Linked DNA regions of Mus musculus: all the other regions are linked to region 4. The links are chromatin loops, found by intact Hi-C in ENCODE. Cell type or tissue: gastrocnemius. All regions are shown on one strand.

Evidence for each region. Hi-C counts contacts between places; a loop is a spot of excess contacts. Peaks named below come from ENCODE experiments on the same cell type or tissue, not always from the same donor. Only the 100,000 strongest peaks of a DNase experiment are listed, where the experiment ranks them.
Region 1: a loop joins it to region 4, with 4 times the contacts of the local background. A loop is called at or near these places in 15 of 42 quality-filtered maps.
Region 2: a loop joins it to region 4, with 4 times the contacts of the local background. A loop is called at or near these places in 17 of 42 quality-filtered maps.
Region 3: it touches region 4 in a loop (6-fold over the local background); 28 of 42 quality-filtered maps call a loop at or near these places.
Region 5: it touches region 4 in a loop (10-fold over the local background); 28 of 42 quality-filtered maps call a loop at or near these places.

What each region holds. Positions count from the first base shown.
Region 1 is chr5:113,906,777-113,911,776 of GRCm38, forward strand. Coro1c (coronin, actin binding protein 1C) reads right to left here and starts at 1,930. Exons shown (of 11, transcript NM_011779.3): 1 at 1,835-1,930. In gastrocnemius, a CTCF peak has its summit at 2,106; DNase peaks (open chromatin) are centred at 355, 1,433, 2,067 and 2,413; H3K4me3 peaks cover 2,727 bases; H3K27ac peaks cover 2,651 bases.
Region 2 is chr5:114,045,070-114,050,069 of GRCm38, forward strand. Svop (SV2 related protein) reads right to left here. Exons shown (of 16, transcript NM_026805.1): 7 at 499-562. Among named protein-coding and RNA genes, the nearest start is that of Gm16108, 18 kb to the right of the region's middle. In gastrocnemius, CTCF peaks have their summits at 272 (motif pointing left), 1,767 and 2,259; DNase peaks (open chromatin) are centred at 1,263 and 1,668.
Region 3 is chr5:113,927,318-113,932,317 of GRCm38, forward strand. It overlaps the pseudogene Gm22056. Among named protein-coding and RNA genes, the nearest start is that of Coro1c, 21 kb to the left of the region's middle. In gastrocnemius, a CTCF peak has its summit at 2,408 (motif pointing left); no DNase peak of the experiment used is centred here; H3K4me3 peaks cover 1,121 bases; H3K27ac peaks cover 1,875 bases.
Region 4 is chr5:113,852,504-113,857,503 of GRCm38, forward strand. The region is part of intron 3 of Coro1c (coronin, actin binding protein 1C); the gene reads right to left. Among named protein-coding and RNA genes, the nearest start is that of Gm52824, 13 kb to the left of the region's middle. In gastrocnemius, a CTCF peak has its summit at 2,172; DNase peaks (open chromatin) are centred at 2,172 and 3,348; H3K27ac peaks cover 3,816 bases.
Region 5 is chr5:113,951,658-113,956,657 of GRCm38, forward strand. Ssh1 (slingshot protein phosphatase 1) reads right to left here. Exons shown (of 15, transcript NM_198109.5): 10 at 4,061-4,189; 11 at 1,596-1,642; 12 at 222-368. Among named protein-coding and RNA genes, the nearest start is that of Gm52826, 21 kb to the right of the region's middle. In gastrocnemius, a CTCF peak has its summit at 3,012 (motif pointing left); a DNase peak (open chromatin) is centred at 3,010; H3K27ac peaks cover 1,542 bases.

The sequences.
Region 1 (5,000 bases), 54 kb after region 4:
TGTGTCTGTGTGTGTGACTGTCAACTACCAAAAGACAGAGCACTTGTAGAGCTATGATATAAAGCAATTCTGCTCTACCACATTTTTTTTCCTGTTTATATATGTTTCAGTTCTAGTTACTATTGCTGTGATGAGACACCAGGACCAAAACAGCTTGGGGAGGAAAGGGTTAATTCAGCTCACACTTCCACATCACAGTTCATCATCAAAGGAAGTCAGGACAGGAACTCTAGCGGGCGGGAACTTGGAGGCAGGAGGCTGATGCAGAGGCTGATGGAGGGGTGCTGCTTACTGTCTTGCTCCCCATGGCTTGGTCAGCCTGTTTTCTTATAGAACGCAGGACTGCAAGCCCAGGGGTGGCCCCGCCCACAATGGGCTCAGCCCTCCCACCATGAATCACCAATTAAGAAAAGGCCCCACAGGCTTTTCTATAACCTCAGTCTCACTTTTTCTCAACTGAGGCTTCCTCCTCTCTGATGACTCTGGCTTGTGTCAAGCTAGACAGAAAACCAGCCAGTACAATATGTAACCGCCGCCTAGATTCGATGTTTAATGTCAGGCTGGCTATCCAAACATCACTGCGTGTGACACACACTCCCCAAGTCTCCCTAGGTCAGTGTTCTCTAACATGTCCAGAACCAAGCACTGTGTTCAGCTGCTCTGAAGCTGCGGACAGACAGGAATATGAACTACCATTTGCCTTCACACCCGAGAAGGAGGCAGGAAGCAACTACTTGTACTTCATCATGTTCTTCCCTCTACTAGCAGGCCCTGGTGTCAGGGTGCTGCCAGACAAGGACAATAAGACGCTTTATTATATAGGGTGACTAAGAGCCTCGCAAGTACTGTTTTAGAATATAATCCCGGTAGGGAAGGCCACGGGATGGGAGTACAATTATTTCGTGCCAACCATTTCCAAAACTAAACATATTGTGGCCCTGCGAATAAGCACGCTCTGCGGTCAATTCTCTTTCAAATGCTTACAGGAAGCAATTCCGGGAGAGACGAACAACTTGCAATTTGCTTCTCACTCTGAATCCCACGACCGAAATGTGTAGAGCAAGCCGTTCTGACACCACAAAACAAGGGCAGCCTACATGAAGGCCAAATATAGGATGTGATTCTAAACCACGACGGAGAGAAAGCCTGCATTTCCTTTTCCAGCCTGCAAAAAAAAACCCTTTGAACACTCCCAAAAAAGGACGTCGGGGCCGGCACCTCCCTCCGGGAGGAAGCCCCTTTCTTCTCCGAAAGCCCTGCAGCCGGCTACTTCCCCCCAGCTCATTCACATCACTGGAGATAGATAGGGCTGCTGTGCGTACGCCCGCCGGGGGACCGGCGGCAGAGCTGGGCTGGGCGTCCCCACCCTCCACCTCTGATGTCATCCTAGCCATCTCGGCGCGGCTGAGCCCCACCTGCCCCGCGGGTCACTAGGTTCCGCACCCGGGACAGGGTTCCTCCTCCAGGCCACGCCACTGCAGCCCGCCCCCGCCCCAGGTCTTCAGGGTCCAGGAGGCCATGCACTGCGAGCCAGGCGGAGCCCCGCCCGGGCGCGCCCCGCACACCGGGGGTCCCCCGCGGACCCAGCCCCACGTGAGCGCTCGGCCGCAGGCTCTTCGCAGCGCTCAGACACCGCCTCACGGCTGCCGGGCCCACGGCTGCCCGCAGACGGCCATTCCCCAGCCGCAGCGCCCGGGGCATGCGCGTGCGCCCCGCACCACTCGGCGCCGCCGGCTCCTGTCAGCCGAGAGCTTCACACGCGGGGTCCCGGAGGCCGGCCCGCCCGCCCCGGGCTCGCTCCGGAGCTGCCCCGTCCTGAGCGCGCGCTGCTTACCAGAGCCCGGGTGCCTGAGGCGCCGCCGAAGTCCCTGCTGCAAAGCCCCGCGAAGCCTCCAACCGCTGCCGCCTCCCGCCTGGCACTGAGCGCCGCGCGGGGGAGGGGCGCGGCCGCCGCTGCCCAGGCCTTCGCGCGCGCGGGCCCCGCCCCCGCGCCGGGGCCGCGCCCAACCAGCGCCGCCGAACCACGCTTCACCACGCCCACTTCCGGAAGGTCCCGGTTAGATGCCCGGCTCTCCTTAGAGCGCCCCCTGTGGTGGCGCGGGGAGGTGCAAGGAGACTCGGAGCCCACGCCCGCTTTCCGGGGCACTTGAATGGCCGGGTGGCCACGCCCACGGGCTCCTTCCAGCCCCACCCAGGTCTTTAGAACCAGAGCGGGCGTTCTTAAGCTCCACCCACGGCCCTGCAGAGCCTCTCTATGAGGATGGTCGTTTGAGCGCATCTAACTGCCCACCGAGTCCGTGAGCAGGGCTTGGTTTCCCCCCGCCCCCAAAACCTAGCTTCCCCCAGTTGAGCGCCGCAAATCCCCGCTCGGATTTCCTGAAGACCCGGGGAACCTATGATCATCCTATTTGCTGTACCTCAAGCCCCGCCCACAGCCCTGAGCGTACTTAAACCGTAAGCCCCGCCCCAAGTTCTTAGCCCCACCTCCATCAGGGCTGGTTCAACCCTCTCACCCACGCTCTCTCCCACTACTCTCCAGGGCAGGGTGGCAACCCTTGGGCTGGACCACACCTATGAGAGAGAGCTAAGGAGAAGCAATGAAGACTCCCTGGCTAAAGTCCCTCCATATGAGCACGTGGATATGTGTCCTAGCCCTGTTACTCTCAAATGAAGTGACCCAGGGACCATTTCACTCACCTCTTTGGATTTCAGTTTCCTAATCTTGAGTGTAAGGTTATCCCACTATTAGCCAAAGCCCCTTCAGAAATATCAAGCTTTGAAATACCAAGATCTAAGGAAACTGCGTCCAGAGATCTGGGCCAGCTGAGGGGTTGGGCCATTTATTTCCCAAAGCAAGGCATCTTTACAATTCGCAGAGGGATGAATTTTCACTTTGTTTTAGCCTCAGAGATGTCCAGGAATCTGTGGTCGGCATTCAGTGGTAGAACCCCTGAATTCTTGTTGCAGGAATTAAGATAAACTGCCACCTCAAAACAGAAGGCACACGCCTTTAGTCCCAACACTGAGGAGGCTGAGGCAGGTGGATCTCCGTCAGTAGTTCCAGGCCAGCCTGGTCTACATACTGAGTTCCAGGACATCCAGGGATATGTAAAGAAACTCTGTCTCTAAATAAGTAAATAAAATAAAATTAGGCAAAGTGTGTGTGTGTGTGTGTGTGTGTGTGTGTGTGTGTGTAAATTATGTGTTGTGTAAATCTAGGTCTACCAGAATGAAGCAGCTTGCTCAGCAAGTTTTTACTCTCTGCAAAGCTCAATTTTTAAAGATTGGTGTGTTTATTTTACGTGTATGCCTCTGTGTATGTAATTACACCACCTGCATGCAGTGCCCTCATAGGTCAGACCAGACTGAGCTAGCCTGAATCTGGAGTGTCCGCAGGCTGTCAGAGGACTACTGTGGTTCCGGGAACCAGGAGTCCTCTGAAAAAGCAGGAAGTGCTCTTGATTGCAGAACACCTCTCCAGCGGGAGCTAGGTTTCTTTATCTGTGACTACAATAGCAGCCCCTCCCAGGCAGAGCTCAGTTTCTGGCTTCTCTCTCTCTCTCTCTCTCTCTCACACACACACACACACACACACACACACACACACACACACACACACGGCACCTATTGCTGTCAAGGCAGCGACTCAACTGTATGGAGAGTGGGTTGTGTTTTGCCTCTAAGCAGCTTATGCTAACTGGAGGGACTCAGTACTTCGTACCCGGCAAGATTTGCCACTCCACTTAAATGAGGTAGAGGCGGTAATGCTCCTGTTGCAGTCACCAGGCATATGGTGATGTAGAAAAACCAGTTGCTTTTGTTATGATCATTATACTTAATTAAACAAGGGGACAGACAGTGGGGGCTGAGTGTGTCGGGGAGTCCAGAGAGCACAGACTGCTTGAGAGAGAACTGAGAAATACAGAGAACACGAGCCACGCCTTTGGAAACAGAAGCCATCCAGCTGATGCTGCAGAATTGTCAGAAATTCTTTCAGCAACCCAGTGGCCATAGAAAGACTTCCCAAAATCCAGCAATAAAGATGAAGACATGGAGACTTGGAGGCATTGACTTGCCAAAAATTACCCTGCATGGACCAGGTAGAATCCTCATCTGTCTGACAGCACAGCCTGCTCTCTTAGCTGGTTAGTGATTACCCGGACGGCCTCAGGGGCAGGGGACGGAAGAGAAAAACCATGGACTTTGGATTCTGACAGGCTCGTTTAATTAAGAATGAACTTAAGTCCTTGTGTTACAGATATTAGACAAATCAGTTTCTCTTGTCTTATAGAGGTGTGTGTGTGTGTGTAGTGTACATGCAACTATGTGTGAAGTGGGTGTATGCATGCTGAAATCAAATGAGGACATCAGGCACCCTGCTCTGTCAATTTCCACCCTATTCTATTGAGACTGAGTATCTCACTGAACCTGAAGCTGGGCTGGAACCCTTCAAGAAGCCCCAGAAGTCCTCTCTACACCTCCAACAGAGCTAGGCGCTGGGGGGTGGGCAGGGCAGGGGCAGGGCTGGGGGAACTGCAGCTGTCTCCAGCATTTAAGATAGGTACTGGGGATTTGAACTCAGGTCATAAAGCTTGCACAACAAGAGCTCTTACCTGCTGAGTCCCATTTCTCTACTTTTTCTCCTCTCTATATAAAAATGCAAATGCTTCAGGAAGTAATTTGGAGGAAAGAAGAGTTTGAGGTTTCGTTTGTTTGTGACCATGAGGCTCTAGCCCAGGGCCTCTACCAGTGAGCTCACCCCAACCCTCCCAAATACCCCGACGCATGCATGTTGAGCACAGATACCTGTGCACATGAGGAGGCCAGAGGACAACATTGGAAGTCTTTATCACACCCTACCCTATCTCAAAAAAAAAAAAAAAAAAAAAAAAAAGCTTACCAAGTATTGACTACTGTTGTGTAACAGTTTCCTCCAAGATTGAAACATTTCATTCTTCTGGGAAGCTCCTTAAGCAGAAAGATAAACAACTTACAATGCT
Region 2 (5,000 bases), 190 kb after region 4:
TTCTATTCATAGCAGTGGCAAAATTACAGTTATGAAGTAGCAATGAAATAATTTATGGTTGGTAGTCACCATAGCATGAGGAACTGTACGAGAGGATACAGTTAGGAAGGTTGGGAACCACTGTCCTAGATCAACCTCCAATTGAAGAAAGACAGGGAGAAGGTGGGAGAGATGGCTCAGTAGTTAAAAGCACTAGCTGCTCTTGTAGAAGTCCTAAGTTCAATTCCCAGTAACCATAGGGTGGTTCACAACCAATGGAAAACAGTGTCCTCTTCTGGTGCATCTGGAGATAGCAACAGTGTACCCACATACATTAAATAAGTAATTAGAAGAAGAAAAGAAAGGGAGGAAGAAAGAGGGAAGGAGGACAAAGCATTTATACTATATATACATGTGCATAATTTTCAATTGAGTCTTTGTGAGCCTGTGGCTACATACATTTGAAAGCTGCTTCACAGTCAGTAAGAATTCCTGGGAGACCTGTCACCCCCTCCTTACCTCAATCAGCAAAATGCACTTGGCTCTGGCCTTCATGGGAAGGAACTCGGCGTACAGCGTCACCCTAGGTAAGTGAAGAGACAGGGGTTAAAGAGTGGGAAGATGACAGATTCTGAGTTCCCTCCCTCCAAAAGTGATCCGTGGATTCCTACGTTGGAATTTCCTGGTATCGTGGCTGAAGTCAGAAATTCAACCAACGGGTTCTTACTGTGTAGCTCATGGCTGACTTCAAACTCACTATCTTCCCGTCCTGTCTCCCAGCATGCACTATCATAGTCTGCCAGTGTGTGACTCCCTTGTCCCTGGGAAGCAGATTTTCACAAATGGCTCCTGCATTTTTATTTATTTATTTTTTTGTTGTTTTGTTTTTTGAGACAGGGTTTCTCTGTGTAACTCTGGCTGTCCTAGAACTCACTCTGTAGACCAGGCTGGCCTCGAACTCAGAAATCCGCCTGTCTATGCCTCCCAAGTGCTGGGATTAAAGGCGTGCACCACCACTGCCTGGTGGCCCCTGTGTTTTAAACCAACTCCCCCCAGATGACCCTCGAGTTCTGGCATGCTTTCGTCGAGGTCTGCAGAAACCACAGAGTCTGGAGAAAGTCTGGCTGTGGGTTTACGGGCAGCTGTGTTAGCAAGTTGATAAGGCTATGTTGTGTATGGCCTTTTGTCCCTCCATTCTGGGTTCCGGATGTCTGTCTGTGCATCCCTGGGGACAGCCATGGGGGGATTACATGGAATTGCTCCCGACAGTTGCATCTGGGGTGTGCAAAGCTACCCTGCTCCCTTGCTGTCAAGTTGTTATTCACTGATGGATGGAGTTGGTGTCTGGTAGTTTGCCAGGACATATTCAGATTTGCCAAGATCTTGTCCTCCACAGAACCTCTACCCACCTGCTGTAGCCTCTGGCTATTTCTACCTGAACAGACCACCATGGCATTGGTGACAAATGTAATTTTTAATTTGTCCTTCCTTTTCCATTTTGTAATCACATCCTTATTCTAAGAGTGAGCTTTTCTGGGGCTGGCGAGATGGTACAGCAGATAAAGGTCCATTCTGCTAAGCTCAGTGAGCTGAGTTTGGTCCCTGTTCATCCCTAGGACTCCACATGGCAGAAGGAGAGACCTGACTCCTACAAATGGTCCTCTGACCTTCGTAAACATGGTTATGTAGGAAGTCACCAGGAAGGTGCCCTGGACCTGCCAGTTTTTCTCCAGCTGTCTCTTCACCTGAATGGTGCTCTGTGGCTGCACACAGCGCTCCCTACTGCACACAAAAGCTATTGCTCTTTACTGTCTCCTGTAATCTGCTTATTCTCATGAAGATACTTGGAGCTTTAATGAGATTTTTGTTCTTTTTTTTTTTTTTTTCATTTTATAACTAAGATGTCACTTGTAACGATAGAGTTACAAATTAGAATCCAAATCTTGGGGCTGGAGATCGCAGCACCCATATGGCAGCTCAAAACAACTGCCTGCAACTCCAGTTTTAGGGGATCAGCTGTCCCCTTCTGACCTCTGCAAGTACTGCACACACACAGGTGCGTGTGCACACACACCTTCAGGCAAAACACGTATAAATATAAATCTTTTTTTAGTCCATCTTTTCCCTTTGATACTAGAGATTGAGCTCAGAGCTATGTTCAAACTAGGCACGTGTTCTCCCACTGGGCTATATTCTAAGCTACCAAATCAATTTATTTTGGAATTATTTTTAAATAATTGTTTTTAATTTTATGTGTGTGCAATTCCCATACTGACTAGAAGAGGGAGGTAGAGCCACATCCATTATTCGCTATTCTGCAGAGGGGCTGAGAATTAAACTTGGTTCCTCTTCAAGAGCAGTAAGCTCTCTTGACCTCTGAACCATCCCTTCAACCACAAACCAAACCCAATATGCTTCTCCACCGACGTAAAGTGAGACTACGCATCTCACAGTGACTTCTCCATCCCACTGTCCAGCATCAGTCAAGTTTGATCTGAATTGATTGGCAACTGGCCTGCAAGGTTAGGCTACATGAGACTTTGTGGCTTTGTCTTCCTGTCTTGGATCCCAGGTGGCTGTGCCTGGGTGAAGCCAGATGGAGCCTTTAAGTTCATCGAATCATCGAACGCATCTGCTGACTGAAAACTCGAGCAAGCCCCTGACACAGTAGTACCGCCTAACTGCCCAAATGCAGGCTGAGTTAAGTAAATCACTGTCTTAAACCCTGAGTGCTGGGTGGTTCATGACCAGCAACCACTACCTCTCCCCTTCACTTAATGAGCACCTGACTTTGATCAAGCCTCCCAGGAGCAGGGTTTTCTAATCAGCCAAATAGGGGCAGGGCTGGGATACACATCGTCTGAAGACGCATAGCATAGCTGTCCCGTGGACATGCTTCCCGGTACCGTCATTGTCGGCAATGAATACGGTAGCTCTTTTATCGAGAGCATCAATGTGTATTTGGGGGAAGGGAGCCCCTTACAAGTGATTTGATTTGCCTTCCCATTGTTGTGGTTTGGGTGCCTGATGCACATGCGCAGGGATTTTATATGGTGGCTCTTCATTCTCAAGCAGGAGACTTGATCCAGTTTTAGTGTCTAGGGGGTGGGGACTCAGGGTTGGGACTGAGGGTTGACCAGGGTTAGACAATAGCGTTAGGGTCAGTCCCAAGATTGAATCTGGGGGGAAAGGTGGGGAGAGTCTCACTAACCTGGAACTCACTGTGTATCCCAGGCTGGCCTCACAGCCGTAGGGATTATCCTTGGCTCCGCCCCCTCAATGCTGGGGTTATGGGAGAAAGACATCACACTCTCCTTTCATCCTGGTTGGCTTGCCAGGTTATGTCTGAGCCAGCTCCGCAGCTGTTACTAAGGGAGCCACTACAGATGCATCCTAGCTGTTACTAAGGGAGCCACTACAGATGCATCCACCAGCCTTGAGCCTGGACTATAAGCTGAGATAAACCTCCTTTCTTTATAACCTGTCCCGCCTGTGGCGTTGTGTTCTCAAAACAGCTGTTACCGTTACATTCTGGCTGTTGACTTATTTTTAAAATAACACCCCAAGACGCTGTTGTTCTGACTCTCTGGCTGGGTAAAGTTACTCTAAATGAATGGAAACTCTTAATATTACCTAACTACCTAAAAATATTGTCCCCTAAATGTCTCTCAATAAAGCACTTAAGGGAGCCATCTTTCTAACTAGATAAGAGTGCTGTCTAATTATGACATAATTAGGTTTATGTAAATGACATCAGAAGTGCCAAGGAGCCAAGGCCCTCTTGGGGCTTCGTATTTCTCCTGTAATTTGCCTGCGGGGTTTTTCCCCCCTCCTCACAGATAAAACAGCTACCTAGTTACATACGTGAGAAAGTAAGTGTGGATGTTTTAAATCTCACGGTGGCCATTAGCAAGCTGAGGGATGGGGGAGGGGCACAAGCCACTTCATTGTTTAAGGCACATTGGTGGCTTTGCTGAGCCCTATGGTGGGGCGAGATCTTTGTAAAGGCTTCGGCAGATCTCCGTGATTTTGCATGTAAAGACTGTCCATGCGGTGAGAGAACCACCTAGTGGAGATGTCGTTTAAAGGGTAAATCAGAGAAAGAAGTCTGTCTGGGTTGCTCAAAGACAAATGTGATGAGGTTTGTGTGGAGTTGGAGCTCGTAAGGAGAGAACTAATAGAAAATGAAATCGTGTGCTAAGACTTCTGGAAGACTCTGCAGCCTGAGGAGTGGTCACAGAAGATGTCCGATTTGAGCAATACAGGTGAAGATGATCAAGCTGTCCTAGGGTGGGGAGTCTCTCCCTAGACTAAGGAGGGTCTATTTACCTCCATCAAAAGGTTACACTAGTGGTGGAGATGGTTTGCTCAGCCAGGAACTCTCTGGGCAACTGGGTATGGTGGATGGAGACTCAACAGCTACAGCCACATCCACAGTGCCAATCCAGGGCTTCCATGACCCAGTGAGCCAGCAGGTGCAGCTGCAGAGAGCAGAGCCTTGGCCCCGGTGACCCTGAGCAGGTCTGAGCAAATTAAGTCAGGCTCACTGAATAGGTCAGACATAGAGAAGAGTAGGGAGGCTTCGGGGATATGGAAACATAGTATCTCAGAGAGACTGACCAAGGGTTAAGGTGAGCTAATTAAGTAGTGCCTCTGTGTACCCAGCCTCCACCTCTGGAGGAAGCAATTGATACAAATGGATACAAACAGATGGCACATGTGCACTGTATTAAACCTCACCTAAGTTTGACTTTAGTACCGTCTCAGTTCTGAGCTTCTGGGCTCTCCTGACACCTGCTGAGAACAGATGACAGCAGACATTCAGGTCATCTTTGTGATGGGACAGGGTTTCAGGGATTTTCCTGGTCACGTTGCCTTGTCCTGCCTAAACTCTGGAAAAGGTTCAGACATGTAGATGACATAATGCTAAGCTATGAGTGGTCCGCAGATTTGGAAAGCCAAAGGAGAGGCAAACAGGTACGGGGGTATTTCCGTTTGCCTTACGATCCTACTAGGGCTCA
Region 3 (5,000 bases), 75 kb after region 4:
GCTCTTATCTACCCTAAGTAAGGAGTCGGAGACATAAAGTCTAGAAAGCACCATTTGGCCCAGGCCACAGAGAGGTCATCAGTACCGAAATAGAGCTTTAAACCCCCAGAGATGGACTTAAGGGCCTGAATCATCTGCTTGCAGTGTTGCTGAGACCTACCGTGTGCCGGTCATTGAGATCCAACTCTCCCTCAGACTGCATGTCTATTATTTATTTATATCTATTTATTTATTTTATTTGTGAGTACATTGTAGCTGTTAGACACACCAGAAGAGGGCATTAGATCCCATTACAGATGGTTGTGAGCCACCACGTGGTTGCTGGGAATTGAACTCAGGACCTCTGGAAGAGCAGTCAGTGCTCTTAACCACTGAACCATCGTCTCTCCAGCCCTGCATGCCTGTTTTTACAAAAGTGAGAACAGAGACTCAGAGAGGTTATGTGCATCCAGGAAGTGGCAGAGCAAAACTGTAACTCAGGTCTGCCCTGCTCCCCGAAACCTCTCATGACCAAGAAAGACAGAGAGATAAGCTCCTGCATTCATTTATTAGAGTGATCTTCTTTAAGTATTCAATTCAATTCAACAAGTATTTATTGAGCACATACTATATCTGGCACGGGTAGACCATGATAACCCTGCCCCAGCTGCTACCTTCAGGGAGTTCACTGTCCTGGGAATTCTCACAGGGTGCTCACACAGAAAGGCCATCTTGGCAGAGTTTAGAGGAGGTCCTTCCAGACATGGCTTATTGGAGGAGGCAGTTCTGTGATTCTGTCTGCCTCTAGTTGGTCTACCTGTGTAAGTCATTTGTATTCTAAGCATCCCCTGAAGGGGTGACCCACATTGTCCAGTGTGACTAAAGAAACGTCATCCTTAACTAAAGATCCCAGCCAAGCCCCCATCACAGCTGCAGCTATAGAAAGTGGGCTTGTCTCAAAAAAACAAAAAAAAAGTAAGAAAGAAAGAAAGAAAGAAAGAAAGAAAGAAAGAAAGAAAGAAAGAAAGAAAGAAAGAAAGAAAGTGGGCTTGAGAACAGGGTGATCATCACACTGTCCTAGTCAGGGTTACTATCAACGTCATAAACACCACCAATGCAAGATGGGGGAGGAGAGGGCTTACGGGCTTACTTGGCTTATGCTGCCTCATCATAGTCCATCACTGAAGAAAAGTCAGGACAGGAACTCAAGCAGAGCAGGAACCTGGAGGCAGGAGCTGATGCAGAGGCCATGGAGGGTGCTGCTTACTGGCTTGTTCCCATGCTTCTCATCCTGCTTTCTTAGAGAACCCAGGACCACCAGCCTAGGGATGGCCCCGCCCATAACGGGCTGGCCCCATCCATAATAGGCAGGGCCCTTCCCCATCGATCACTAATTAAGAAAATGTACAGCAGTTGGACTTTTTTTTTTTTTAATGGATCGCTTCAGGAATTTGAGTGTCATCCTTGCATAGGGGCCATGCTAATCTTCTCTGTATCGTTCCAATTTTTTTTTTTAATATATGTGCTGCCGAAGTGAACACAACTGCAATTGGATCTTATAGAGACATTTTCTCAATTGAGGTTCCCTCCTTTCAGATGACTCTAGGCTTCTTGAGTGGGTAAACAAAGTGGACAGCCTTGGAGCCCAGAAACAAAGCCCAACAGATGGGTCACAGACTTGGGGAGCAGAGGGTAGCCACCACCCCAGCTCACCTATGGCTTTTCAGAGTGAGGATTGACTTGGCTTTTTAGAGTGAGGATTGCCTGTGGCTTCAAGGAGCCATTGAGGACTTCTGGTACCTAGAAAAGCAGCTAAGGGATGGGACTGGGGATTATGGACTGTAGCGTTAGTGGCGCAGGCCGGTAAGGCATTAGACCCCAACCTAATAACGGACTGGCTAAGACTGGACGAATTGCAGTCTCAAGGCTAGCCCGGACAATTTTTCTAAGACTGTTAGAAAAATAAGGAGGCTGCCTAGCCTGTGTGAGGCCCTGGGTTCAATCTGCCTCCTTTCCTGTCCAAAATAAATCTACTTTGCAAGCCGGGCGTGGTGGCGCACGCCTTTAATCCCAGCACTCAGGAGGCAGAGGCAGGCAGATTTCTGAGTTCGAGGCCAGCCTGGTCTACAAAGTGAGTTCCAGGACAGCCAGAGCTGTACAGAGAAACCCTGTCTCAAAAAAACCCAAAAACCCCAAAAACCCTACTTTGCATATTCATGTAGCCATAGCATGGGTGTGGGCGGGGCGGGGCGGGGCGGGGCGGGGGAGTGTTATATCACCTCTCCGTGCCTCAGTTTCTCTCTTAGAAAACGTGTCACTGGACTGGAGAGATGGCTCAGCGGTTAAGTTCAAATCCCAGCAACCATATGGTGGCTCAAAACCATCTGTAATGAGATCTGAATCTGTAATGAGATCTGATGCCCTCTTCTGGATGACAGCTACAGTGTACTTACATGTAATAAATAAGTAAATAAATCTTTAAAAAAGAAAAGAAAAGAAAACGTATCACTAATACCTGTGACCTCATCACATGGGATCAACTCAGCCAGCCATCTAGTTTGACAGATCTGTGCAGACCCCTTCCAAGTCAGGGACTCCCGTTTAGTCTGCAGGTGTGTAACACTCCTCAGGCACGGGTCCTCCTGACTCCTCAGCACGGGTCTTCCTGGCTCCTCAGGCACGGGGTCCTCCCGGCTTAGGGTCACTCCTCCTCCATAACCTACAACTGACTGTCACCAAGACTGTATTTTATGGACTATCCATGAGAAACATCAGCAGCTCCTGAGACAACAGGGCAGTGAGTTGCATCTTGGAGAGACATAGGTTTGGGAAGTTCTGTGGGCGTGGCCGGGAGCGGGTCCAGGCAGGAAGTCAGGAAGCCTCTGGCCTGACTCAGGATCTCCTCTCTGGGTTTCAAAGAAGAAAACAGAGAATTAGCACTGGGTGTGGTAGCATCCATAAAGCCAACACTAGGAAGGCTGAGGCAGGGTAATTACTATAGACTTGAAGCCAGCCTGGGTTACAACGGGGTGAGACTTTGTCCCAAATAACAACAATATAAAAACAAAACAAAAAAGGTAGGCAGAGAGATGGCCCGGCTGTTAAGATACAGGCTACCTTCCAGAGGTCCTGAATTTGATTCCCAGCATCCACACAGAGGCTCATGAATTTCTGTGACTCCAGTCCCAGGGGATCTGATGCCTGGCTGACCTCTGGTATACACACACATACACACCGGCAAAATAGCCATACACAGAAAATAATAACTAATAAACACACTGCGATACAGCCTGCAACTCCAGCACTGGGTAAGTGGAGGCAGGAAGATCAGGAGTCCAAGGTTATCCTCAGCTATGCAGCAAATTCTAGGCCAACCTGGCTACAGGAGACCTTTTCTCCAAACAGCAAACCAAACTAAATCCAGAAAAGGAAAAAAAAAAAAAAAAAAAAAAAAGCAAAAGGGAAAAAAAAAATCCCAAAACCAAAAATAGAGAATTGAGAACTCTTCAGGAAATCTGCTTGAGTTAGATATGCAGCAAGCCTTGCTTCCCAGATAAATGTGTGTGTGTGTGTGTGTGTGTGTGTGTGTGTGTGTGTGTGAACTGTGCACATGTGTGCGGGAGATCTGGGACGTTTTTTTTTTTTCGGGACGTTTTCCTAATCCCTGCCCAGCTGCTGACTTTGTTCAGTCTGGTGCCCAGCCCGCCCAGGCCCTTCTTCGGCCAGAGCTCTCCTGCCAGGCGCCACCCCAGCCTTGTGTTGTGGCAGATGTTTTCGGATATACCATGGCAACCGCAGAACAGGATGTGCCTCTGCCTCTGGACGGCAGCAGCGCCAAGCCTACGCTCCCAGGCTGCCCTGTTCTCCTGTTCAGGATCCCTCCGGGGAAGAACTGCCCAGGACCTGGTTCTGGCTTTGAGAGTGGCAGATCCTGTACTTTGGATAGGGTCTGTCAGGACGGAGGTGTGCACATCCCTGCTCAAGGCTGCTTCTCTAGTGACCCTGTGTTTGTGACTCTTGGTCCTTAAAGGTAACGAGGAGGCAGGAAGCAGAGGATCTGGTCAGTGAATGGGTGGCCCATTGTTCTCAGACCATTATAGCTTGTCCTTGAAGGATGACTTGCGTCCCAACCTGGACCAACTACTTCACATTGTACATAAGACCGCAGCTCAGAGGGGCGTACTATGTGTTCATTGTCCAGTGATTTTCTTTTTCTTTTTTCTTTTCTTTCTTTCTTTTTTTAAGGTTTATTTATTTATTTATTTATTTATTATAAGTACACACCAGAAGAGGGCATCAGATCCCATTACAGATGGTTGTGAGCCACCATGTAGTTGCTGGAATTTGAACTCGGGGCCTATGGAAGAGCAATCAGTGCTCTTAACTGCTAAGCCATCTCTCTCCAGCCCATTGTGATTTTTTTCTATGTGTGCATGTGTGTGTGTGTGTGTGTGTGTGTGTATTTTTGGGAGGTGAGACAGGGTTTTTCTATATAATCCTGGCTGTCCTGTGATATATATATATATATATATATATATATTTTTTTTTTTTTTTTTTTAAATAGGATTTCCCTATGTAGCCCAGGCTGGTTTCAAACTCATAATCCTCCTGTCTCTGTCCTCCCAGCCATACAGCACAGAGCATGTGCCTGTGTGGAGTTCTGCATGTATTATTAGCAATCCTCATATGAGCAGACATTGCTGGCCCCACCGATAGCTCTGTCTTCACTACATTTTGTGTGCACAGCTGTTTTGTTGAGACAGGGTCTTAGTATGTAGACCAGGCTAGCTTTGAATTTAGGATCACCCCCCCCCCCTCCCTGGCCTCAGTTGCCTCAGTGCCAGGATCCACATGTGTGTGCCTATTTCAACCTCGGGCCCTACTTAGATATCCAATTTCAAGAACCATAGGAAACTTGGCTCTGATACAGCACTTTGGGGCGAAGAGCCCCCTCCCTCTTTTTCTTTACCTCTTTTCTGTTTTGTTTTGTTTGAGAAAGGACTCCACTATGTAGTTTTAGC
Region 4 (5,000 bases):
ACTCTGACTGAGTAGTGTTCTCCTTTCTCTATGGTAAGATTTCCTTTCTACAGTGCGGTAGAAATATTCCCACATCCCACATGTAAACACAGCCCATGTTCACACTCGTGCGCCAGCAGAGGGTTTACCTCAGTGTTCTCTGAGGGATTCCGTCATTTTGTGCTTCTCCCTCACCACTGTCTAGTGGGTACTAGACAGCTCTGAACTATCACGTATTAAATATCATGTGAGTCACCACGTCCCACATTCCTTTATGAGATGGTGAAAATATTCAAAAACTTGTGTTGGTGGGTATATGCATTCATGAACATATTAGAAACCACCGAATTGTACATTTTAAATGAGCATATTCTGTATAAATTGTATCTTAAAAAAAAAACAACCTTACTTGCTGCTGTGTACTTCTGTGTATTTGGTTTTGTTTGTTTGTTTTTTTGAGACAGGGTTTCTCTGTATAGCTCTGGCAGTCCTGGAACTCACTTTGTAGACCAAGCTGTCCTCGAACTCAGAAATCCGCCTGCCTCTGCCTCCCCAGTGCTGGGATTAAAGGCGTGCGTCACCACGCTTGGCCTTCTTCTGTGTATTTGTATGTGTGCGTGTGTGCATCATGCCTCTGTGTGTGTGTGTGCATCATGCCTCTGTGTGTGTGTGCGTGTGTGTGTGTGTGTGTGTGCATCATGCCTCTGTGTGTGTATGTGCATCATGCCTCTGTGTGCGTGTGTGCATGTGTGCATCATGCCTCTGTGTGTGTGTGTATCACGCATGTGGATGTCAGAGGACAACGTTGTACAGTTGCTTCTTTTCTTCCACCTTTGCATGGCTTCTAAGGATTGAACTCACATCACCAGGCTTGCATGTCAAGTGCCTTTACCTGCAGAGCCATCTTGTTGGCCCCATCAATTATATCTTAACGAGGTATATACTTAAGAAAAGAGAGAAAGAAATCCATTTGGGGGTCTAGAGCTGGCTCAGTGAGTGAGCGCTTGCTCTACGGGAAAATCTTGAGCTTGGATTGCTAGCACCAAATAAGGAGCCAGCCGTGGCCATGCATGCCTGTGATTCCAGGACTTGCTGAGGCGGGGTGTGGACACAGGGGGACTCAGAGCTTGTGGGCCAGCTGGTGGGCTCCTTATTCAGCAAGGATGTGAATCAGAAGGGGGTGAGGTAGAGAGCAAGAGGGGCAACGCCCAGCCAACATTGTTAGTGCATTTACTGCGTACAGGCACAGACACACCAGCTGACTGACGGTGACAGGCAGAAGGGTTAGCACATCCAGACTGGACACTGTCACAGGGAGGGGAAGGGAAGGACGCGGCCGAGCGGAGGGAAGCAGACTCAGTGATGAACACTGGGAGCTGAGGGCTCTCTGCCTTGTTTCTTGCTTTATTTAGCGTCTTGCTATGTGGCCCAGTCTGGCATCAAATTAAAAACAACCCTCCCACCTCAAATTCAGAGGCAAGACCCCAAGCCTCAGCCATGCACCACGCCAGGCAAAGATGGAGGCTTTCAGAGTCAAGATACAAAACTACTCCCTAAGAACTGTCGCAGGTAAGTGGACTGGGCCTAAGGCCCAGAAGAGCATCACTGCACAGTGTCCGATCCACAAAGAGTGAAGGTTGACACAATTACCCTCTAAAAACCTGGATCCTCTCCAAGAACAGCAAGTGCCCTTTGTGGCCCAGCCATCTCTCAGCCTGACAATCATTATTTTTTGGATCCTCCTGCCTCAGCCTCCCGGGTGATTTGCATACTGTCATAGCTGGATTCCACTTGAAGCAAATAAAACATCTCGTGCAAATCACAGGAAAATAAACCAACCTCCTGAGGCCCAAACCTAGAGGTCACCTGATGTTCCAGCCCAGCTCCCACCATGTGGTGACATCTGCACAGGCAGCTGAGGCCAGAGGAGAAGGGGCGCTGGCACGGGTCTTGCCTAACTCGCCCTGGCACAGGTCTGCTCCCCTGGGAGCAGGGGCCACTGCTCTACTTTCCAGTAGGGCAGCGGAACCTGGCTGAGTATAATCACAACTGCAGCTGAAGAGAACGCACGGGAACAGGGGGATCACTCTGACGAAAGCGTGATGTTGCAGGAACCTTCATGAACGACTCAAGGGGTTGTTGTTTTTTGCTTCTAACAGCAAGTGTGGTAACTCCACGCTCTACCCCCAGGGGTCGCCCTTGCCTCGGCCTGCTTGGATCCCAAGGCCAGCAACAGTGAGCAGGGTGGCGGAGGCGCAGGGTGTCGTCAGAATCTGCACCCTGGGACTCAGGAGCAGCAAGGCTCAAGCACGAGCTTCCATTTCTCTAAACTTCTCCTTCGCCCATGGCTTGCTTCAGTAGAGGGGAAATGTCAATGATGAAAGCAGAACATTTGTTATAGGACAGAATTTTAATTTTTTCTTATTGTGTATTTTATGTACGAGCACTTTGTTTTCATGAACACAGAAGAGGCCACCAGATCCCATCAGATGGCTGTGAGCCACCGTGTGGTTGCTGGGATTTGAACTCAGGACCTTGGGAAGAGCAGTCTTAACAGCCCCATATGCCAGTGTCTTAAGTCAGGCCGGCTGGTGTCTGCAGTGCACGCTGAGCCGACTTGATGGCAGGTAGATGCACTAGACACAGAGACTTAGCTCCTTTCGCCCTGGGTCCATCACACATCTACTGAGGAGCCGCCACAAAGCAGGTAGTAATGGCTTGGAGGCTGAATGGGAAACTGAGCTCTCACAAACTGACACCCAAATACAGACGGTGCTGGAGTCACACAAACACACCCCAAGTGTGGGCCACCCATAGCAGCGCGCTCCACTGCCCTGGGGATGTGCATTGAGGCGGTCTCGGGGTATGCACTGAACCTGGGGTGATGGTGGACGGTGGGCATGCTAACGTGGCGATGTCCACTGTGTCCAATGCTGTGCTGACTGAAAATGCAAGTGTAGTCAGGACCACACCACAGGAGTTGGCTCCATAGGGAGTCTCTGAAGAAACAACTAAGAATGAAAAGAAGCAGGGGAAAGGGAAGAAACAGGGAAATCAAGTAGTCAGTTTCAACAGAAACCCACCAAATGCACAAAGCATCTTCTAAAAATCGAGCAAACAATGCCTGGGAGAGGCTGGCCGAGGGGCGGGGGCAGCAGAGATGTCTGGGAGAGTCTGAGAAACAAAATGTAAAGACACCAGAAGCCGAGTGATGAGAACAGAGCGAGATGTGAGCTGTGGGCCCTGCCACAGGCAGCACGCCTGCCCCCTGCTCCCCCCCCACTTTCTAGTGCTGCAGGCCTACTTACCACTGTCACTAACTGGCTCTCTGCCTGGAGGGGGCCTGCTACTTCTGGTAATGGCCTGTCAATGTCACTGAAGGTCTTGCTTGGGGACACAGAGCAGAGTGCCACTCTATTCTCATTCTTATGCACATGCTGGCAGGCTGGCCTGGGCCTCTGGGGCTGGGATGCTAATTAGCCACGTTAGCACTGAACCCTTAGGTGCTGGGAGCCAAACTCTGTGTTTATACTGAGGGAGCATGGCCTGGCTTACAGAGGGTTCTGGAAAGGTCAACTGAGCTAATGTTCTGCACAGCACTACCCTAATAGGAAGCTGCTCATGGGGAGGAACACAGAGCTACAGCTGGAAGGCCTAGGTTCTGGACACTGCCCTCCTCTTGGCGGCATGAACCTTCTGACAAAACTGTCCTCATCTGAGCCTGCGTTTCCAAGCGATGTGATGCGTCCTGGTCCTGTCTCCTCTGTGCCACTGCAGTGATCCAATACAAACATGCAGATCCAGGCCTTAGACAAGGCCGAGCACACCTCTGCTCTCCTGTGATCACACACACTTTTAGGTTTGAGCCCCAGAACTTCTGAGAGGACTCTGGTCTTGTAGTGAGCTCATTAGTACCCACTTACATCCCACATGTCATGTGTGTGAAAGCTCTTGTTTATGCCTGGGACAATTTGTGCTGATGCTGTCTGTGAGGGTTGGAGAGTTTTTCTCTGTTCCTGTGGTTAAAGACTGGGACCCCAACACCAATCTGCTTTCTCAGAAACACTCACTGAGCAGGGAGGCAGACGTCAGACTCACCCTCCACAGAGGGTCCAGAGCAACACCTCAGCACGGCAGGGACAAGTCTCTATCCTGTCTACTGAAAGAAAAAAGTCTTTGAGTCTCTAAAAATTCTATTGGATGACACATTACCATAGTAATGTTTTGTTTTGAAAGAAAGAAAGGAAAACAACCTAATCAGCCCCAAAGGGCTTCCAGATGAAAGCGGGGCTCAACCACTGCAAACCCACTGAGGTTCTGAAAACACGCTCGAGCACATGTGCGAAGCCTGCATGCTGTGTCCCCTCCACATGTGAACGGGAGAGCAGGGCTGCAGGAGGCAGGGCAGGGGAACCTGCTCCCATAAGCAAGCAAGGCAATTGGCTTAATGGTTTTATTTTTCAAACATGGCACAAATTTAAAATACACAAAGTGTTTCCAGAGCCCACTCTCCTATCTTGATCACCCGCCGGGAACTGACTACTGAGCAAGACACTAGAGTTACAGCCATGAAGTGCTTCCTTGCAAAAGGTCATGTTTTTACAGAGCCCAGGGCACTGATTTCAAAGGGAGCACAAAGGCGAGAAGGTCTCAAGACGCGAGATGAGGGACTTGCTGCAGAACAGTCTGGAGGCTCCACGAGGCCTCACGAGGTAGCACGTGGCACCTCTGCACTTTCTGGAGGGCAAGCTGAGCCTGGGACTGAGGCTGGATCTGCCGAAGGTCAACAGCCCGGAGGTGATCTGTACCCCAGACACACCACAGGACACCCCACATCAGGGCTTCTACTTCTGTTGTAATGAATAAAGTCTGCTGAGAAAATCCAGGATAGAACCACAGATACACCAGGTACCGTGCTTACCTTTGTTTACTTCTGTAAGATAAGGACCTATGTGGGAAGAGAGGTGAAAGCACTCGCTATGAATAGATAATCTGCGACTGCCTCGGATGGGACAGTGGGG
Region 5 (5,000 bases), 99 kb after region 4:
AGGTGGAAGAGAACGTGAGGGCGCCCTATGGAGAGGGCTGATTGCTACTTGCCCACTTTAGTGCCTGGTGTTCTGTAGCTAAAACAAAGGTCCACCAGACAGTCCTACCTCCCCTAAGATCCTGTCTGCCCACTTCCACTGCGAGGTTAGCTTCCTTATCTGGCCCGCCACTCATTCCTGCCGCTGCCGTCCCTCCCAAGGCCGCCTTCCCACACACTTACTTCGCTTTGTTTATGAAATGATAAGCTTCATTCCAGTGGGCAAGAAGGTCTGTGGTCTCCTCATCGTACACGCGGATGTTATGGTACGCAAACAAGCCGGGGAAAAAATTGTCTATTTCTCTAGTGACATTTAAAATGTAGTCAACTCTGAAAAAGAAGCAAAGGGCCCAGAGAGCCAGCCAGAATGAGGAACAGGGAAAACAAAGTAACAAAAACCTGCGGACAGAAAGTCAAAGGATGTGCAGACCACAAGGCATGGCTTTGGGAGAGAGGTTTGTTTGTTTTTTTATTTTTGCTTAGTGGTCATTTTTGCAGGAGTTTTATTCATAGGACAAGAATGTCTTACTCGAAAATAACCCATGTCATATCAAAACCCCCTTACTTATTAATACATTCAAGACCAGCTTGGGTTATAGAGCAAGATACTGTCTTAAAAACCAAACCTCTGCTCTTAAAAGAGTTAAAAGGCAGACTGTGCCTTCTGTAACTCTTGTCCTATTTGAGAGCATCTGCTAACCCAGACTCCACAGCCTCCACCCTTAACCAGTACACTCATTTCCTGAAAACCAAAACAATTTTGGTAACTGGAAAGGGTCTCAAATAGCTTTCACCCTAAGTAACAACATCTCAAGAGAGTTCCCTGAATCATGCATTTATTCCCAGTAAGACGAAAGCGTGAGGTCTGACCGCACGCTGGCCAGGCACTCTGCTGGGGGGGTGGGGGGTGGTGGTGGATACCTCTGACCGGAAGTTCTAAGGATATACTTTTAAGCTCTGTTTAGTCTCAGTTTTCAACTGCAGTTGGTTCAAGAAGGCCAGCTTATCAGACCACAGAACGGTGGTTTTGTGACAGCTTCCTTGAAGGGCTTAGCTCAAAGGTTCACTCCTGCTACTGAGCACTTCTCAGAGACAGGCAAGTTCCTGCCCAGCGATGACTGTTCGGTCACGAGAAGATTCCCACCAAGAACCAAAGGATTACCAGGGGTGGCTCAGTTCTCAGAGTTGCTGACTCGATACAAGGCCAACAGGGGTGTGTGTGTGTGTGTGTGTCCATGCAATGGTTTGTTACAGTAACTCTCCAACAATGGTTTTCGGCAATTCTTCTGGGGAGTGGGGCTGTGGGAAGGAGCTCAGAGCCTGCCTAGGGCCAGGCTGTCCTACATTCCCCGGTGTGACTCAGCTGCTCCAAGACCCCCACAATCACCTAAGACTCCAGGAAGGATCTACAAATCATGGGTTACTGTGTGTAGTACTCTGAAGCACATGAGCCCCTCCAGCCACTGCAGAGACCGGACAGAGGCCATGAGGCGGGCAGGCCAAGGCAGTGGCTACCTACGCTGCCTGGAGAGATGGGGAAGACGGGAGCAGACTTACCCTGAGCCCTGCAGCTCCTCCAGATTGGATGCATTCCACTCGGAGCCCTGGGGGACAGATCATACAAAGCTCTGTGAGTGTTCACACTCCAGTCTCAGAGCTGCTTTCGGCACAGATGGGGGACGTGACAGTGGGGCCTCAGCCTCAGAGCAGAAGGAAGGATGGAAAAGAACCAGGAGAGGGAGAGGAAGGAGTCTAAGCAGGTTCCTGAGGCCCTTGGGCATCACTGAGGGTGACAGAGAGGAAACAGAGCCTTGTTGATCCCCCAACTTCAGAGACGTTTGCGTCATGTCCCCCAGTCTTCTTATTCTGCCATGGGCATAGCCCACTGTGTCGTCCTCACCATTAGATACAGAAGGAACCCTGGGTCCCTTTCCTGGTAGGTATTTGATACTTTAAAAGTTCCCAGAGAAACCCTGTCTCAAAAAATAAATAAATAAAAATAAAAATAAAAAGTTCCCACCCTCTGACGCGGTAATTATGAATTTCAAACAGTGCTCCCAGGAACTAGTAACACAAATGACCACAGATCCCAATGATGGGCACTTCAAAATAAACCATCCCACTACACAGGAGGCAGAGGCAAGAAGATTGCCATGAGTAAAATAATCATCACGGTGGTGCAAGTAGGCGACACTCAAAGAAAAAACCAAGACAAACAAACAAACAAACAAACCAGAGAGACAAAGTCTACTTGGAACAGCACAGGCGCAGCCTCCTCTTTCTACACAGGCATCAGAGAAAGCCAGTGTGGGGCCCACGTTCCAATTCTAGCCCTATAAGAAACTGAACAACAGGGGCTGGAGAGATGGCTCAGTGGGTAAGAGCACTGACTGCTCTTCCGAAGGTCCTGAGTTCAAATCCCAACAACCACATAGCGGCTTACAACCATCTGGTGCCCTCTTCTGGTGCATCTGAAGACAGCTACAGTGTACTTATGTATAATAATAAAAGAAGAAAAAAAAAACTGAACAACAAACTAACAGCAAAATGCTGTGGGTGACAACCTCCCTGTGGGAGCTGGAAATATTTTTTTTCTCCTTTAAAATGATTTGTTTCTAAGTCTGTAGCTGTCTGACTGGATACATGGATACACTGTATCATTAAAAACGTCTCTATTTCTAGTCAAGGAGCACCGAATAGAAACACAAACAGCAACCAGGGATGCTCTTGAAAATGCAGCCACCTCAGTCCTGGCAAGGCCATCCCTGTCTCCATATCTCCGTCTCCTTGCCTGCCAACTTCCTCTCCCGAGCTTCCCAGGTCATCTGGGGCTCAGGGTTTGATCATCAAGCAACGTGAGCTGGATTTTCACATCTCAGGGGCAGCCTCGTGCATAAAATTCCTTTACTATCACTCATGGAAAGACTTCACAAGCGCCACAAAGGCTGTGAGTCCTTTGGCTGTGACCGCCACCTAGTGGACAGAGTGGAGGAGGCGGCTTTTCACTGTTCTCAGGGAGGCCAGCCAGCACACACATACCCTCTCTGCCTTTTCAAGTTATTCAAACCCAGACTCTCACATCTCAGTGGATATAGCCTGAGACCTGTACATGCAGGGAGAGTCACATAAAAACAAGAACATAAAAATCTATACATTCAATGCTCAGGAGGCAGAGGCAGAGGATCACAAACTCTAGGCTAGCCTGAGCTACAGAGTGAGCTTGTCTCAAAACCTACTTAAAGCACACACACACACGTGTGTGTGTATGTATACATATGTATGTATGTATGTATGTATGTATACACAAACATCTATTTATGAAGACTGAAGTTTCCCCTCAGTGGCTAACGCCATCGTCCTTCAATTCCCGTAAGGAGACACTTTCTCTTCTAGCCAGTTATGGCCCACAACCAGGCCTACAGAACCTGCGCTTGCAGGCTCCAGAATGCACTTCACTTAGTCATCCTAACCGCTCTATGAAGGAAGAGACAAGTTGACTCAGTAGAGTGGGAGGGCACAGGGCAGGAAGTTGGCCTTGATGTTTTGTTTTTGTTTTTGTTTTTTTTTTCCCTTTCTTCCTTTTTGTTTTTTCCAGACAGGGTTTCTCTGTGTAGCCCTGGCTGGCCTGGAACTCACTGGCCTTGAACTCAGAGATCCACCTGCCTCTGCCTTCCAAGTATGGGGATTAAAGGCATTCGCCACCACTGCCCTGCTTTGGCTGGGTCTTTCCATTCAACTTCATGATCTCCTAGCTAATTTTAGCAACCTGCTTGCCTCTGAAGATTGGCCAGTTGCCTTCTACGGATATTTACGGTCTGGAGACACCAAGCACAGGAGACGTGGGGGGAGGGGAAGAGTGCATCCTTCAGTGGGCTCAGAGAGGAACAAGTAAGCTACCTTTGTTTCTGGTAGGTGCTAAGGCACAGCCTCATCTGGGTTGTACGTGTCTCTGAGCATGGTCCCCAATCCAAGTCCCAAAATTAGGCCCCCAAACCCGGTCCCACTAGAGCTAGGCTTCTTACAAGATAAAGATGGTCAAAGATGAGGGAGGGCTTGTCCATCTGGCCCAGGATGAGCAGCATCTCGTTATCGATGAATTCCTTGAACTCCTTCAGGTTGCAGTTCATTTGCTTCTCCAGCTCATTTCGGATCTGTGGGCGGGACAGACAGGAGTGATGTGGGGTGGAGCCTATCAGAAGTGATCTGCTCCAACAGGAGCCCACTTCAGCACAGGCATGAAGCCACAGGGGGAACTGTGTGACTGGTTTACAAAAGAGTGTGAGTTTGTCCTCATTTTCTTTGGCCCAGGGTGATGCGTTTAGACACGGGTAGCACATCTGTGTGGGTTTCCGGAGTTCAGTCACTCCACCTCCAACTTAACCCAGCAGGAGGAAGTCCGTTGTCCTCAACAAAGAAATCTGTTTTTTCCTAAGGTTTTTTTTTTTTTTTTTCTATCGAGTTTAAAACACAGGTTTACAATTAAGCACCAAATATACTGCAGTGAGAAGGTAAAGTCGCTCCCCTGTAGGAGAAGGCACCACAGCGTGATTTTTAAAAAAGTACTAACCAGTGAAAGACCTGGAAGATTTAAGGCTGAGGTAGGAATTTGAGTTTGAGGTCAGCCTGGGGGGCCACAAGGTGAGTTCCAGGTCAGTATGAACTATAGAGGAAGACCCCGACTCAAAAATACCCCACACTAACAAACAACAAATAAATGGGCATTTCTCATGTTGCCACATTCCCAGCCCCAGTTAAGTATATAAATAAATAAATATAAACCAAAAACTATATATTTTTAAGATTTTTGTTTTATAAGGCAGGGTCTCACAATGGTAGCCCTGGCTAGCCTGGAACTCAATATGTAGATAACAATGTCCTTGAAGTCAGAGAACTTCTGTCCTGGTCCTAGGATTAAAGGTGTGTGTGCCCCAATGCCTGGCTTCTAGATTCGGTTGAGTGTAT